2 separate regions of the Homo sapiens genome follow, and region 1 is linked to region 2. The links are chromatin loops, found by intact Hi-C in ENCODE. Cell type or tissue: dorsolateral prefrontal cortex. All regions are shown on one strand.

What was found. A loop is a pair of places that touch in the nucleus more often than their neighbours do. Peaks named below come from ENCODE experiments on the same cell type or tissue, not always from the same donor. Only the 100,000 strongest peaks of a DNase experiment are listed, where the experiment ranks them.
Region 1: a loop joins it to region 2, with 5 times the contacts of the local background. A loop is called at or near these places in 27 of 110 quality-filtered maps.

What each region holds. Positions count from the first base shown.
Region 1 is chr1:83,900,517-83,908,516 of GRCh38, reverse strand. It overlaps TTLL7 (tubulin tyrosine ligase like 7), which reads left to right. Exons shown (of 21, transcript NM_024686.6): 16 at 856-1,061; 17 at 2,054-2,188; 18 at 4,358-4,438. Among named protein-coding and RNA genes, the nearest start is that of LINC01725, 44 kb to the right of the region's middle. In dorsolateral prefrontal cortex, a CTCF peak has its summit at 3,024 (motif pointing left); no DNase peak of the experiment used is centred here; H3K27ac peaks cover 3,028 bases.
Region 2 is chr1:84,119,146-84,127,145 of GRCh38, reverse strand. It overlaps a transcript of PRKACB not described here. Among named protein-coding and RNA genes, the nearest start is that of PRKACB, 21 kb to the left of the region's middle. RefSeq lists an enhancer at 4,082-4,231. In dorsolateral prefrontal cortex, CTCF peaks have their summits at 3,956 and 4,163 (motif pointing right); a DNase peak (open chromatin) is centred at 4,135; H3K27ac peaks cover 848 bases.

The DNA.
Region 1 (8,000 bases), 220 kb after region 2:
CTATAGATCCATACATTTTTTTCTTCACTTGTCTTTTTCTATAGGAATTTAACCTACTTAAAAAATTATTTACTCTTGTGACTTAAAATACTCTCTGTTCAGTACTACTCTTTATAATAACCAATTCTGTATTTAAACTCCGTTAGGATAATCTGCATATTTTTCTTTTGTTTTATTACTGTTTTTTTTCTCATGGCTTCTAAATTCTATAACTTAACCTATTTAGCCTGTATGCCTTTCCAGCCCTCCCTATGAATCTTGCTGTAAAATGTTCAATCTCTAACCTATACACAGATTCTTGTGAGTGACCAGTCAAATCTCAAGGGATAGTGGATAGCATCATGGTATTATAGAAAAAGGGAAGACACTGGAATTAGATAGGGTCAGGATTGAAACCTGATCTTGACCACTTCCTTGCTGTATGACCTTGAAAAAGTTCTTTCTCTAAGCCTCTGGGCAATGGAGATCCCTACTTCAGAGGGTTTCCATGAGGACTAAGATATAAGTGTAGCACTTAGCACAATGCCTGGCTTATAGAATATGCTCCATAAATGTTAATTTTCCTTTCTTCTGGTTCTCTTAGCTCATGTTTTCAGGATATAACATTGAAGGATTGTTGATAGTATTATTCCCACAAGGGCCATTTTTTATACATTACAGGGGTTCTTCTGCAACAAGTTCACTGTTGTTGAAAAGTGTATTCCAAACTCATATTCTCATGATGATGCCTATGCTTTGACATTTATTGCTACTTTACTACTAGCTGCTATAATCTTTAGTTTATATAGACTTCATACAGTGAAAAACTTGTATTAATACTGCTACTGTAGTATCCCTCTTCTCCATCACTGATAGGCTCCATAAGACGTTCAGTCAGCTGCCCTCGGTCCATCTCTGCTCAATCACCTTCCAGTGGGGACACCCGCCCATTTTCTGCTCAACAAATGATATCTGTGTCACGGCCAACTTCTGCATCTCGGTCACATTCCTTAAACCGTGCTTCCTCCTACATGAGGCATCTGCCTCACAGTAATGATGCCTGCTCTACCAACTCTCAAGTGGTAGGTCATCTGTTTTGCTCTTTCAAGATTACAGGGAGCTCTGTACTCAGGCAAAGGGGATCAGATGAGAGGAGGACAGACTGAACCTCAGATCCTTTCCATAATTCAACTCATGACCTCTTGAAATTTGGATTATTCACCTACCTTAGCCTACAATTTAGTATGACTCTTAAAAAGTGCAGACTTCACTCTATCACAGAACTCAAAGATGAGCACTGAGAATAGCATTATTTTATTTTCTATTTGCTGATATAGTAGGATAATATTACTGAAAATTACCTGAGGAAATGTATGGTTTTGCAGTGTATTATGCAGTCTATCTTTAAATTTGAGGAAATTTGGAAAATTTTACTTAATGGGACAGTTGATTAATAGGTTAAAAAATGATAAATTCTCCTTAGAGCACTTAAGTACAATGTTATTTATAATGTGTTCTGTATGTTAAATTAACATATAGTATTCCCTTGTTAGCATGAATCCCAGAGATTTGATATTTAGAAAGTAGTGAATTTAGTTTGTAAGAAGGCTTACTTTTAGATGCTCAAATAGATAGCTCCGACTACCTTCACATAGACTAAGGATTTATTTAATTTGTTTATTTAATATGGATCATGTTTCCAAAGGGAAGTCAGGAAATATAAGTGAGTGAATTTCACTTGGTAACAATGAATTTTTTTTTCTAATCAAGAAAAATTGCCTAAGGTATATGTAGCAAATGAAACTGACCAGGAAGTCCTTTTTAAGTATTTATATTTTTATTTTAGTACTTTGAGCTAAATAAGTATAACCTTGTGGAAGTGTGAAAGACACTCTTGGGATTCATATCCATTTAATCCAAAGAATTCACAAGTGTAAAAGAAAATTTTCTTCCTTTTTCATTGTTATTGTTTTCAGTTAAAAGTGCATCATTTTTACCTAGAAATATCTTTCAGATTATACTGGCACAATGAAATAAGACCCCCTCCAAATATCTGTATTCTTTCAAATTTAAGAGTGAGTCTTTGCGGCAACTGAAAACAAAAGAACAAGAAGATGATCTAACAAGTCAGACCTTATTTGTTCTCAAAGACATGAAGATCCGGTTTCCAGGAAAGTCAGATGCAGAATCAGAACTTCTGATAGAAGATGTGAGTATGTGATGTATCTAAAATGCCAAGGAGCTGGTACCTTTTTATTCTTCTTAAAATATTAAAATTTATTTCCTGAAGGCATTATGCTCAGTGACATAGTAAATTTAATTGATGTTCTTTTCAACCTCTACTAGCTTTAGAAAATACAGGGGTTTATTTTAATTGTTACAATTCATGGACAGTGAGATCAGATTATAATCAGCAGTACAAAGTATCTTTTAGTATATAGTGCTATTTTAATGATAAGTCTGCTTCATCAAGTCAGAATAATTAGTGTTAAATAATTATTGTTCTTAATGATTAATCAAATATCATGTTAAACCTGCTTCTATAAAGATTTAGAAAGAACTAATATGGAATGGGGTATGATGAAAAATGTGGGGCTGTGGCATAAAATGTCAAGAATATTTGAATGTGACACCTTGAATGTCACATTTTTGGGGTCAGATTTTTGAAATGACTTATGCTGAGCTGTGTGTTTTTCTTGTTACACACACATGTGCACCACCCAGTGGAACATTCTAAAATGTCAGAGGGTCCTAAAATTCACATTAAAACCAGTGACTTACTCCTAATTTAGAAAGAGGGTCCAAGTTATTTCAGATAATTTTTGTGAAAGCGCATTTCTTCATGCAAGGTTACATTTCTTCATTCAAACATCCTTTTCGTTCCTTCAGTAATAGAACCTTGTTTTTTGGGGGCCATATGTATATTTATAAATATATAAAAATATATTTTGGGCCATTTTTTTTTTTACAGATATAATTTTATAAATTATGTATATAAAATATATGTTTTTTTTTCCCAGAGGAGAGGGCACCATCTAGTGGCCAGTTATAGGATAAAAACTACAGCCATGCACTTGGCATTTTCGTTTTTTAGCATATACTTTAGACCTGTCTGAAGTAAGTGTGTAGAAACAAAAAGCAAACAAACAACAATAAAAGAGACTTTCTTGCTAAAAAACACCCATAACTAGAATTTATATTATGTACTGATGACACAGTCATAAGCAAAGCCCCCAATTATTATATATTTTGTTGTTATATATATTTTTAAAAAGTGAAAATGGTAACTTGTTTGCAAGCTAGGTGCTACTTAGTTACATTAAAGGAAATGAAAGAAAGCATTGGATGTTAAGTATTATACTAGATGTGCTTTTATTTACCTATGTCATCTTATTTGATAAAATTTTCTATATATAGCCAATGACTTTGTAGCACTTTATTTTATATATTTCTTAGAGATATTAGTTATATCCCATCTTTTTGAATCAGGTAGAAGAAAATTAAACAATCAAAGAGTAAAACTAATATTTCTGACTATCATGATTGTTCTATAAAGAATGTATATAGGCTTATATAATTAATAAAATATAATGAATATTTATAGCAGACATCAAATTGTTTATTGTGTGTTCACTACATGTGGTAAATATTTTAATCTGTTTACTACAGTATATATTACAAGACTATATATTCAGAAGTTTTGCAGACTTGCACAAAAATAAAACAAAGTAGTAGAATTCTCATATAGGCTGCCTTCTAATGCATTATTCAATATTTTATTACTATGAATGATAAATCAGCCTCTAAAATACAAATGAAAAATCTATTTCTTGGATTTCTTGCCAAATCTTATGTGCCTGAAGACATTTGACTTTCATTCATTGGAGATTGTTTTTTGTTTTTGAGACAGAGTCTCATTCTGTTGCCCAGGCTGGAGTGCAGTGGTATAATCTCAGCTCACTGCAACCTCCACCTCCTGGATTCAAGTGATTCTTGTGCCTCAGCCACCCAAATAGCTGGGATTACAGGCATGCACTACCACACCCAGCTAATTTTTACATTTTTCTTAGAGACAGGGTTTTGCCATATTGGCCAGGCTGGTCTTGAACTCCTGGCCTCAAGTGATCTGCCTGCCTCAGCCTCCCAAAGTGCTGGAATTACAGGTGTGGGCCACAGAGATTGTATTCTTAATACAACTAGAATAGAAAGCTTTGGATGTAGATGGTTTCTTTAATTTGTATTAGAAATCTTTGCACATGTGTTTTTATGAAAGTTGGCATTATTTGTTGCAAGTATATTATAGTGCTTTCATTACACAAATTAATTTAAAAAATGGGTTTCAACCTGTAAATTTCTTAATGTTCCTCCTTCCAAACAGATCATTGATAACTGGAAGTATCATAAAACCAAAGTGGCTTCATATTGGCTCATAAAATTGGACTCTGTAAAACAACGAAAAGTGAGTAATGCTCAAAACAAGTTTTTTCCCTCTTGGATTATGTATTAAGCTAGGATCATTAAGCCAAATTCATAGACAGACTGTATATTTGCTCATTTGTTTACTCATTTCTTCAACAAACACTTATTAAGTATCTATTATGTGTCAGGCACTCTTCTAGGTTCTGAGGATACAAAAGTGAATTTTTAAAAATCCATGCTTTCATAGAACTTACATTCTAGTTAAGATGTCTGATAATAAATAAATGCATAATAGAATGTAAGGTAGTACAGTCAGCCTTCTATGTCTGTGGGTTTCGCATCCATGGATGCAACCAACCAGGGATTGAACGTGTTTGGAAAAAAAAGGATGGCTGTGTCTGTACTGAACATATACAGACTTTTTTTCCCTTGTCATTATCCCTAAACAATACAACAGTGTAACAACTATTTACATAAAATTTACATTGTATTAGATATTATAAGTAATTATAAGTAATCTAGAGATGATTTAAAATATACAGGTGGATGTGCATAGGTTATATGCAAATATTCCACCATTTTATATCATGGACTTGAGCATCCATGGATTTTGCTATCTGGGAGTGGGGGTCCTGACGCCAGTCCTCACAGGTGGAGAGGGATGACTGTACTAAGTACTATGAAGAAAAATAAATTGAGATAAAAAAATAGAGGGAAGGTAGTATTTGAGCAGAGACTTAAATGAGAATCATGCTATACAGATATCTTCAGAGACAATGTTTCAGGCAGAGGGAAGAACAAATACAGAGATGCTGAGGTAGAAATTAGTTTGATGGGTATATGAAGCAGAGCAAGGCACCATTTTATTTATATATTTATAGGATAGTCTGTTTTAGCTGGAAAATGGTGAGTGATGGGGTCTTGGTAAGAGATAAGGTTGGACAGATAGGGAGGACCTAGGTCACAACTTTGTAGGCTATGGAAAGATACTGGGTTTTATTTCAGTTGATGAGGAACCACGGGAAATTTTGAGTAAAGAAGTTACATAGCCTGTTAGAATTTAAGAGAATCATGAGAACTACTTGTGAAGAATAGAACCGGGGGAGTGGGAATTTGGCAGAATAGAAATAGGGACCAGCTAGAAGGTTTTTAGGGTAACCGAGGCAAGAGCTAATGGGTGCTTAGCTAGGGTGGTAACTGAATGGATGGATGCTGGAGAAAGAGGGGGAGGGTTTTGCTGTTTCTGTTGTTTCATTTTATTTTTATTTTGACCATGTTGATGTTGATATATTGATTGGACATCCAAGTGAAAATGTTGAGTGTGTAGTTGTATAAGAGTTTTGAGTTTAGGGCTAAGATTGTGTATGGTGAACAAAAATTTAGGAGTCTCTAAGATATTTAAGGTGTCAACTAGATGAAACTACCTCGAGTTTCAAGGACTGAGGCCTGAGCCACTCCTACATGTAGAAATCAGAGAGATGGGGAGAATCTATCAAAGGGGACTGAGAAGGAGCAGCCAGTAAAATGTGAAAAAACCATGAGAACTGGGTGTCCTTGAAGCCAAGAAAAGAAATTATTTTAAGGACAGAGTAATCAATTGTGTCACATATTGCTGACAGAGGTTGTAAGCTGAGCACTAAGAACTGACTGTAATTTTTGGCAATGTGGATGTTAGCGATGACCCCAATCATAAATTTAGAGGGGTGGTGGGGAGTAAAACTTGGAATATGTACAAGAAGAAGAAAAGTGGAAAGCAAAACACCACAGTTACTACAGGCACTTTTTCAAGGAATTTTGCTATAGAGGGGAAAGGGAAATGTGGTGGTGGTAGATGGAGAGAAATGTGGGCCAACAAGAAGGTTTTTGTTTTTTTTTAAGATGAAGATGTTTTCAGTTTGTATGATGATGAGAATGATTTAGAAGAGAGGAATGGCCCAGGAAAGAGAGGTGTTAAAAAGTTCTTGAGTAAGTAAGCTGTGAGAGGGGGAGGGTTTTCCTAATCAAGAGCATTTATTCTAACAGGGGGGAAGGCAGGTGCATGGGAATGTGGTGGGAAGATGGGAAAGTTTTCTTCTGGTGGGGAGGGCTTCTGGAGATTTGGGGAGAGAGTATAAGGTACATAATGGTTGTCTTGGAGAGTGGAAGAGTGGAGTGGCCAGCACCATGAAGGGCCCATCAACTGCACTGTAACATTGTTTTCTGGGAGATAGACTATTTTAGTAGTGGAGTGAAGTTGTCGAATTCCTTCAGTAATACAAACTATCACTTGCCCTTTCTAGGAATTGTCATGAATAAGCTGAAACTTGATGCTGATTACATGATGACTCTTAAATTATATACTTTTATCTGAGTAAGCTGAACTCACTGTTGCACATTAACTCATTCAGCAAATATTTGCTTAGTGTCCTGCCATGTGCCACGTAGAGTACACTGTTGAGGAGGGTGTAGTAAAGCTGGTGACAGAGGCAGATTGCAAAACACATGAGAAGCCCTGAATATGTTTTCAAGTCGCTGACTTTGGCTTCGATTAATGGAAATATGGAATTTTTATTAGAATTGGAACCCTGAATTTCCTTAAGTCCATATAATTTTTGTAATCTAGAAGAGAGAGAAGTGTAGGTAAGTTGCTAATTTAAAAAAGTAGAGAGTACGATATTAATAATACAGGATAAATGTGGTATTTCAAACCAATAGAGAAAAGATGATTTTTCCACTAAGTGGTACTGAAGCAATTATCTATTTGTAAGAAAACTAAGTTGGAGCCTTAATTCTCACTATATAAAAACAAACTTCATATAATTGCAGCTTTCTATGTAAAAAAGAAAATATTAAAAATTTAAAAGAAAATACAGAAGGATAAGTTTATAATCTTAGGAAAAGATCAGCAGATTTGATTACATAAAATCTTATGAAAGGTAAAAGATATCTTAAAAGGCAGAAGTTGAGAGGGCAATTGGGTGGGGGATAGAGGAGGAGTTTGAGGAAGACAGATAAGTGTAGCACATAAAATGACAAGTAACACTAGTGAACCAATACCTTCTGCAAATCAATCAACAAAAGAAACTTGCCTATAAATGTTGACAAATAAAATGGCAAAGCATATAGAAAGACCATGAAAAGACAACTTATGGATTTCAGATAGCCATTTAACATGTAAATAGATCCTTGACCTTACTAATGAAGAGGAAAAAACAAGTAAAAAACATCATATGAGCAAAAATTAGTAAGACACATAATATCCAGTGATGGAAATAGTATGGGTAAAAGGGCCTTTGCTATGCTATTAGACAGAAAGATAGTACATTGGTACAAGTCTTTAGAAAAGTAATTTGTAGTATCTATTAAAATGACATGTTCATAATGTTATGAGTCAGCAAAACCACTTCCAGCATTCCATCCTACAGAATAATTGCCTGAACGTGTAAAAGATTTTTGTACATAAGCATTCATCACAGTGATAAGGCATCTCCATGGAAAGGGCTTGTGAAGTAATGGTGCTGTGCGTTTGTTTTGTGTTGAGGTAGGAATAAGGGAAAGAGGCAGAGAGTGTCTCTCCCTGACCCCAGGACCTTGCTTCGGCTGTCCTTGCTGACTAGAATCCC
Region 2 (8,000 bases):
CACAGCTGTCAAGACCTGAAGTACAAAGAAAAGAGGAACTTACAGAAAGATGGAAGAAGAGTATGCCATGCAGATGAAGCTGGGAATTAAAGACCCAGATAGAGGAATAAGGCAAAAAGAGTATGACTACTAGGAAGAGAATGGATTCAGGAATCTTCTGTGTAGGTGGAAGGTAAGAATGGAAACATGAAAAATAGTTAAGGACTACTGCAAAAGTCCAGGCAAGAGATGATGGATACCTGAACTGAGGTTGTGGTGGGAAAGAAAAACAGACAGATTTCATATATATTTTTGAAAAACAAGGAGATTTGATGATTCATTGAACCCAGAAAATTAATAAAAGTAATAAAAGATAATTCCTACTTTTTTTGGCTTGAGCATGTGAATAAGTAGTGATGCCAGTTATTATTAAGCTGGGGAAGGGTGAGGAAGTGATATAGACAGGAGGCGGGGAAATACTGGGTAGAAGAGGGCAGACCCCAACGAGGGCCACACTCTCAAGCCTGGACCTGCAGTCCAAAGTGAGAACATGCATTCCTGTTTTCCTGCCCAAATTTGCCTTTTCCAAAACCATGTTGGCTGTCCCCACCTCCCCATCCTGTACCCATAAAAACCCCAAGCCCCACCAGCAGAGTGGCAGAGTGGCAGAGGAGAGAAGAGAGGCAGCAGAAGGACATCAAAGAGAAGCAGCTTGACTTCAGAGGAACAGCTTGACAGCAGGACTTCGCAGAAGAGTTCCACAGGGGACGGCTGAACTCCAGGAGAAGACCACCTTCCCACTCCATCCGCTTTCCAGCTCCCCATCCTGCCAAGAGCCACTTCTACTGCTCAGTAAAATCCTCCACATTCACCACCCTTCAATTCATTCATATGACCTTATTCTTCCTGGATGCCAGACAAGTACTCGGGTACCAAGAGGGCGGGTGCAAAAGGCTGTCACCCTGACCCTCCACTGATCTGTTAAACACTTAAGTTGTCTGTGGATGGCAAAGCTAAATGAGCACACTGTAACACATGCCCTCTAGGACTCCGGAGGTCACAGGTTCCCCTCCCCTCCCCCCCACCCCCCAGGAAGCTTCCACTGGACTGCACAGGATTCTACTCCTGCGGATGCCCAGAAGCACTTGTCCCAGTCCCTGTACCCACTCACCTGCATGCTCCCCGTCCCGTGAGGGGATGAGAGCTGCGAGCTGAGTAAACAAGTCAATCCCTTTGTGAGTCCCGCGAAGGGGTCAAGGGAACTATCCCATTTCTGAAGGAAGGGGCTGGAGGGGTGTTGTAATAAAAAATTCTATTGGACATATTAAATTTGAGATGCTTACTAGACATACAAATGGAGATTTCAAAAAGATAGCTGAATATGAGTCTGAAACACATCACTGCCTTCTAAATTTTATTTTAATCATATGCATATCTGTTAACAACTAGTTTATACTTCTGGTTGTATTAGGGAAGAAAGATGGTTTAAATTTTCTTTAACTATTAAGTAGATCCTCCTCTTAATTGTGACTGAGTCTTGAAATGCATACCAAAGGTCGTAGGCTCTCTGTACTTCCTCTTCTTTCTAAACTCCCGATGGATTTCTGATAAGCAGAATGCTCCCCCTATTAATTCCATCTACTGCCTGGAAACTGTGGATATGTTTCAATATATGCCTAACTGGACTCTGCGGATGTAATTAAGGCTACTAATTAGTGACTAAATAGATTCCTCTGGATTACTTAGGTGGGCCCGATCTAAAAAAATTTGCTCTTGAAAGCAGAGAACCTTGTCCAGCTAGGAGCAGAAGAGAGCCATGGCAACATGTCATGAAATTTCACGTGTGAGAATGATCAGCACACCATTACTGGCTCTGAGATATTACAGCCTATGTAGAAGCACCAGAGAGAGGGCTCTAAGAGCTAAGGGAGCCCCCTAGATGACAGTCAACCAAGAAACAGAGACCCTAGTCCTATAACCATAAGGTACTGGATTCTGCCAGAAGTATGGATCAGCTTGGAAGTAAATTCTTCCCCAGAAACTCCAGATAAGAGCCTGCCAGAATTCTGACCTACAGAACAGTGAGATAATAAATGGGTGTTATTTTAAGCCACTATTTAAGCCACTATTTAGTTATAGCAATAATAGAAAATTAACACAAGACTTAAATGTAATAAGGTGATGGGGATGAGGAAAGTGGGATTCTATTTCCAGAGTACTAAAATGTATGAAATATGGACATGTGAAACTCCTAGTCATGGTTGATGTGGGCACTGTCTCCCTTTAACACTTAGAGCCCTTCGTGTTGATGAGAAAATTTCATTGATCTACTAACGCCCTAGCCAAGACTATAGCCAGGTAGTCCCATAACTAAATCTCCAGATGGGCTTTCTAAATACCTGAAATGTGAAGATGAAACTTCTTCCCTCAACCACCACTACCACCACAGAAATGGTGCAGGGCATGGGATAGTCACTCCTTTCACTCACATGAGAACCCTCAAGAGCACTGATAGGGCAAACTGCGAACCTCAGGCATTTGACTGCTAGTGTAGTTGCCTGACTCCACAGCATAAAGAGGTGAAGGTAGGGGGCTATAGGCTCAGACAGCAACATTACAAATGTCCAGTTTTAAAAAACACATATTTCCCCTTCACCCATAATTACTACGATAGAAACCCAATTTTCACCATTCAGATAATAACCTGAAAACCTCACTCTTCAGATAATGTGTGTAAAAGCATTCTGGATATGAAAGGCTGTAAAGTTATACTAATACAAAATGTAAGAAACTTCAGGTAAACCAGTAGTCAAAAATCATGCATAGAAGTTCCATTTATGTAAGACGACTTTCTCCTAGCTAATTCCTACTTGTTAATCAAAGTGTAGTTCAATGTTATTTCTTCTCTTCTAGTTCCTAAAATATATTAACACCCACGTTACTGTACTGACCACATTGTAGTAATTGCATGTTTATACTTCTTTTTGTGAGTTTCTCATATCATTTCTTACCAGAATCTAACACACTGATGATCACACAGTATACACTCAATAAATGTTTTTAAATTGATTAATTTCTTCAAGATACCATAGCTTTTTTATGAGATAGCTTTAGGTATCTAAAAGATGAGTCACAGACAGAAATAAAGGCCCTTTATTAGGCCCCAATATATCACATATATTTCTACACTACTTTAGGGAGCTATGCATTTCCAGTCTTCAATTTCTCTCTTTTAATTTAATATTATTGAGTGTAAAAATGTTAAGAAAATACAAAGCTTACTGCCTAGAATATTTTGGAATCCATTTATATTAGACTATGTAACATATTCTAAATGTTGTAAGATTGACTATAACAATGCTAACTTATTATATGTCAGATATCATTCTAAGTGTTTCACATGAAGTAAATAAAGCATTTATTCCTCACAACAATCTACCTTTATATTGGATATTATTATCCCATTTTCCAGAGTGACAAAGAGGTTAAGTGTGCTGCAAAAGGTCACAAATTGCAACATTTTATAGCGTTCTACTTTATTTTCTCTATCCCTCTCCAAAAAGTTTATCAAACCAATTTTAAATGAATTACATTTCCAAAAGTTTTAAGCCTTCCCAAATTCTTTTTTTTAATAAATGGCAATATATAGAAGTGTCACAAAACTAGAGGTTTAAATTACTAAGATTTTGTTAGTACTTTGTTGTTGTACATATGGTTTCTCCTTTTATTTTAGAACTCTAGTAAGTGATTACTGAACCCATTAGTTTCTCTATAAGGAATTGGTGCTGATTTCAGTAACTTTCATTTCTATATCACTCTCCAAGTAACTTTCTTATGATGATTCTGATAAATAGCTTACCATGTTGATACAGTTTTAATTATCAAGTAATATCTGAAGAAACTTTAGTATTGCAGAAAAGTCAAAATTAACTACAACTCCATACCCTGGGAGAAACAATCTCATACATCACTATGTGGTATTCTATTCCAATAAATTCTAACACATTTTAGAACTATGAAATAAAGGTGAGCCTGAGGCACTAGAACTACATTATTGCTTAAACTGACCCTGTTTTAAATCACCCAGGCCCCAAATATATGGTCTGCTGCCAACCATGGCAGAACGGTTAGATGACACTTACCTCACAATATTATAAGCTACGGAGTCAGCCAGAAGGTGGCAGAATGGGGCCATTTAGGCTTCACATACATACCAGAAAAATCTTTTATTGTCATTACCTTAAATTTTAGCAATATAAGATAAACACAAGTTTAGGTTATTATACAAATAAAAGTGTAATGTACCAGAAATATGCAATAACATTATTTTATTTATACAAATCAAACTATAAAATTCTCACATAAACTACCATATCAGAAACTAATATCCATTTTCCCTCTCATAAATCTATTTATACAACCCATGAAAAAATTAAGTCTTCCAAAGATCCCCCATATAATTCCAAAACGTCCTTTTAATTCACTAACAATTTAATGGAAAAATACTAGTAAACGTCACATTACATTTAATTTGGTAAGTTCAATCATAATTACTATATAATGGCAAGGTAAAATCTTTTATAAAATCTCATATAACTTTTAAGAAAACAGTTGTTCTTATATTGAGCTGGTTTAATGCAATTTAGACACTATGACTTAATATATGGCAGATTAGCCATATGATTCTTCTATTACATTTGACTGTTTACAATGGATCTGTTTATCTCTGCATTCCTGGTACCTATCACAGGACTTAGAACACATAAACCCTCAACTGAGAAACATTTGCTCAATTGAGTATAAGATTTCAAAGAGAAAACTGAAGGCCAAAAGCAATTAAGCAGACAGCTAAAACACCAATTTGTCTTAACATGGTTATTTTTATTTTTCTATCAGGTGACCAGCCTTCCCAAATGAAAAATAAAACCACCCACAGAAACTAGATTTTAAAGCCAGATCTGCCAACATTAGCCAATTTACATCAGAGGGAGAGGCTGAAGAGTGCTGGAGAGAATTGTTTTGGAGCAGTTATGAGGTATGCAACACATTCAGGGCAGGAGGTCACCCTTACCTCAAATCAACTGAGGGGCTTCAAGGAAACCACTCAGAGACTTAACATGTACCCTATCTGCTAGGATTTATAAGAGTTAGGGACTGTTTTGGGGGGACTCACCAAATGTACAAAATGTAAAGGTACTAAATGGTAGATAAAACCACCTCTGCTCAGTGGCAGAGTGAAAAGAATTATGTTGAGAGGGGGCTCAACTTGGAATAGCAGGGAAAATACATTTATGTCCTATAGACCCCAGAAAAGAGAGTGTGTGCAAGGGAATCATAAATTGCCAGCCAGAGGAGAGGGCTTCTCTCACAAAGAGAACTGAAATCTGAGGGCCACAGCAGGTTTACTGTGAAGCTAACAGAGATTAAATTTCAGGACCTCTCAAGTGCAGGCAACCCTTCTAATACCCTGGGAGAGATTCTAGCATTGTGTTCACAAGGACACATGCTTTTGTAAGACTTGCAAAAGTAAGATATTTTAATAGCAATTGGTTGAGATTGCTGTCTCTTTTCTCTCCAACTTCCCCTTCTTCACACTTTCCATTATGTCAGGTGCTAATGGAGTGGCACCAGGCATTTTAGAGATCTGAATAAGGGAAAGTTTAGGGGTAATGTACAGTTTTAGCTACGATTGGCAAGAAGTTTGGGGATTTTTCAATTAAAAAGTTAAAAATGACAGACTTGTGATTTGAATGTGTACATATATATGTATATGAATATATATGTATAATACATGAATGTATATGAGGAGTACCTCCTTTTTCATCTTCAAATTTATGTATTAAAAAAACAAGATAAATTTAGAAGAAACATAATGAAATATGAAAGAGATTATAAAGAGGAGACATAAAATCAATAAAAATGTTCCTATATAGAAAAGTGAATTCAAGTTATTTTTTGTAACAAATACACTAAATCATGAAAAAAGGAAAAATTCCAAATAAAAATAATGAATAGGCATGTTGTTTCATAATGTAATTAATCAAGAGAATATGAACATGTTAGAAAAGATGTTTAAGTCTCTTGGCAATTGACACAAAATAGTAACAATAACAAAGATACATAAAACTCGTGATAGCTAGTACAAGAACATTAAAGACAAACTATTAGTGATTATTGTTACTTCAAAAATTACCTAAGATCAAGATTTGAAAAGTCTTGAAATCTTGTAGCTCATACACAAAAGAAACTTCTCAGGGACCATTACCTGGTGTTTCTTCAACCATAAAAAACAAGTATCTGGGAACCAGAAGGTGGAGGTGGGAGTGGTAGATATCACCACCCTATTTCACTGAATCTATGACTATCAATTATAAAAATCACCATTATATCATGTACCACTAAGAAAAAAAAGAAAAATGTACAGCAATTAAACTATGAGATACTTTGTCAGTTATAAATTTTTTCCCTATTAAGAGAGAACTATTTTTGATTTATTTAGACATAACTTTTTAATATCACTCTTGTAAACATATGAAGTGAAAAAAATTTTAAACTTGTTAAGAAATTCCTAAAATGCTTTCATATTCATAGTCTGACTCTTCCAGACTATTTTTTGATGCACAGTCATTATTGTGTGTTTTTACACAATTATTGTTCTTTATATCAAAAATATTGATACAGTATTTTTTGAGGCGCTCTACTACCATCTCCTATATTTTCTTCCAACCTGCTGATACGCATTTTCATGTTTGTGCATGTATAGACAATAACAAGCACATCACAAGAATTGCCTGACTGATGTCATCATTTTAGGAAGCATCCTAATTTCGAATACACTAAAATGTGAGACAAAAGTATGTATGTCAAAATTAATGAACTATAGTATGATAAGTTACCCATTTGAAAATTTTCTACTTCTTGTCTCTGTAACTTTGGACTCTTTAACAGTTGAGACATTTTAATACCCTTGGAAGTACTCTTCAAGAAATATGAATTTAGAAGTACTCTTCAAGTATGGGGAGTACCTGTAACAATTAATCCCTTGAACCAGAAGTTTAGAGTGCCAGCTGGGCATTCTGGTCACATTTCACTGAAAAATACAGGCCGAAAAGGAAAGTTACTTCTGTTTGAGTGATTAATCCTGGTTATTACTGAGACATAAAGTTGTGTTATAGATGGAGGTGGGGTACTTTCTTGTAATTTGCATATTGAGTATAAAAACAGAGAAGACTTCAGTATTCCAATATAGGAAACACTACCAAGGTCTCAATGATTCAAGAATGATGGTCTAAACTACTACCCTGAAAAAGAATCCCTTCTACACTTATATGCTGCAGTGGGAAATTTATAGCAACTTTCAAACAGAACAAGGACTATAGCAGCTACTCATAAATGCCACCTTGCTATGCTATATGTGTGCCTATGTATGTGTGTACATATAAACACATCAATTTCCTTCTTGCCTTTCCCCAGGAATTTTACATAAGGCGTGGTCATTAACTTTATAATTTAGTACTAGGGCTGTGGAAAGTCAAGGTGATATTATGGCTAAATGATATGAGTGAATATCATCTAGAAATTGATATACGGGCTGATGGATTTTTAGATCTCTCTTTTTGGGTAGAAGTTGAGTGTTTTCATTTATATGAAGGACAGTAGCATTAAGTTAGCTGTAGAATAGTGTAATTGCCATTCTTTGAAAGCATCAGTAGAAGGGTATAAATAGGTGATGAACAGCCAAAAGAGTGGACCATGCTGGATATTGTAAATTGGTTCATTCAATGTCCCTTCCATTCTCCTTCTTTAATAGTTGGACAGGTTGGAAAGCTATAAAATATATTTCCTGGACTCCTTGTTCTTAAAGTTTTGGATAAAAATAAAGTTCTCCCCACTAGATGCTCTTCTATGATATTTGAATATGTATTTCTGATGACAAGCATGGTCATGGAAATAAGGTTTCTCAGAAGTATTTCAGTCACTTCCAGCTCCAGCTTCTGAACAATGAAAAAAATCATATTCAT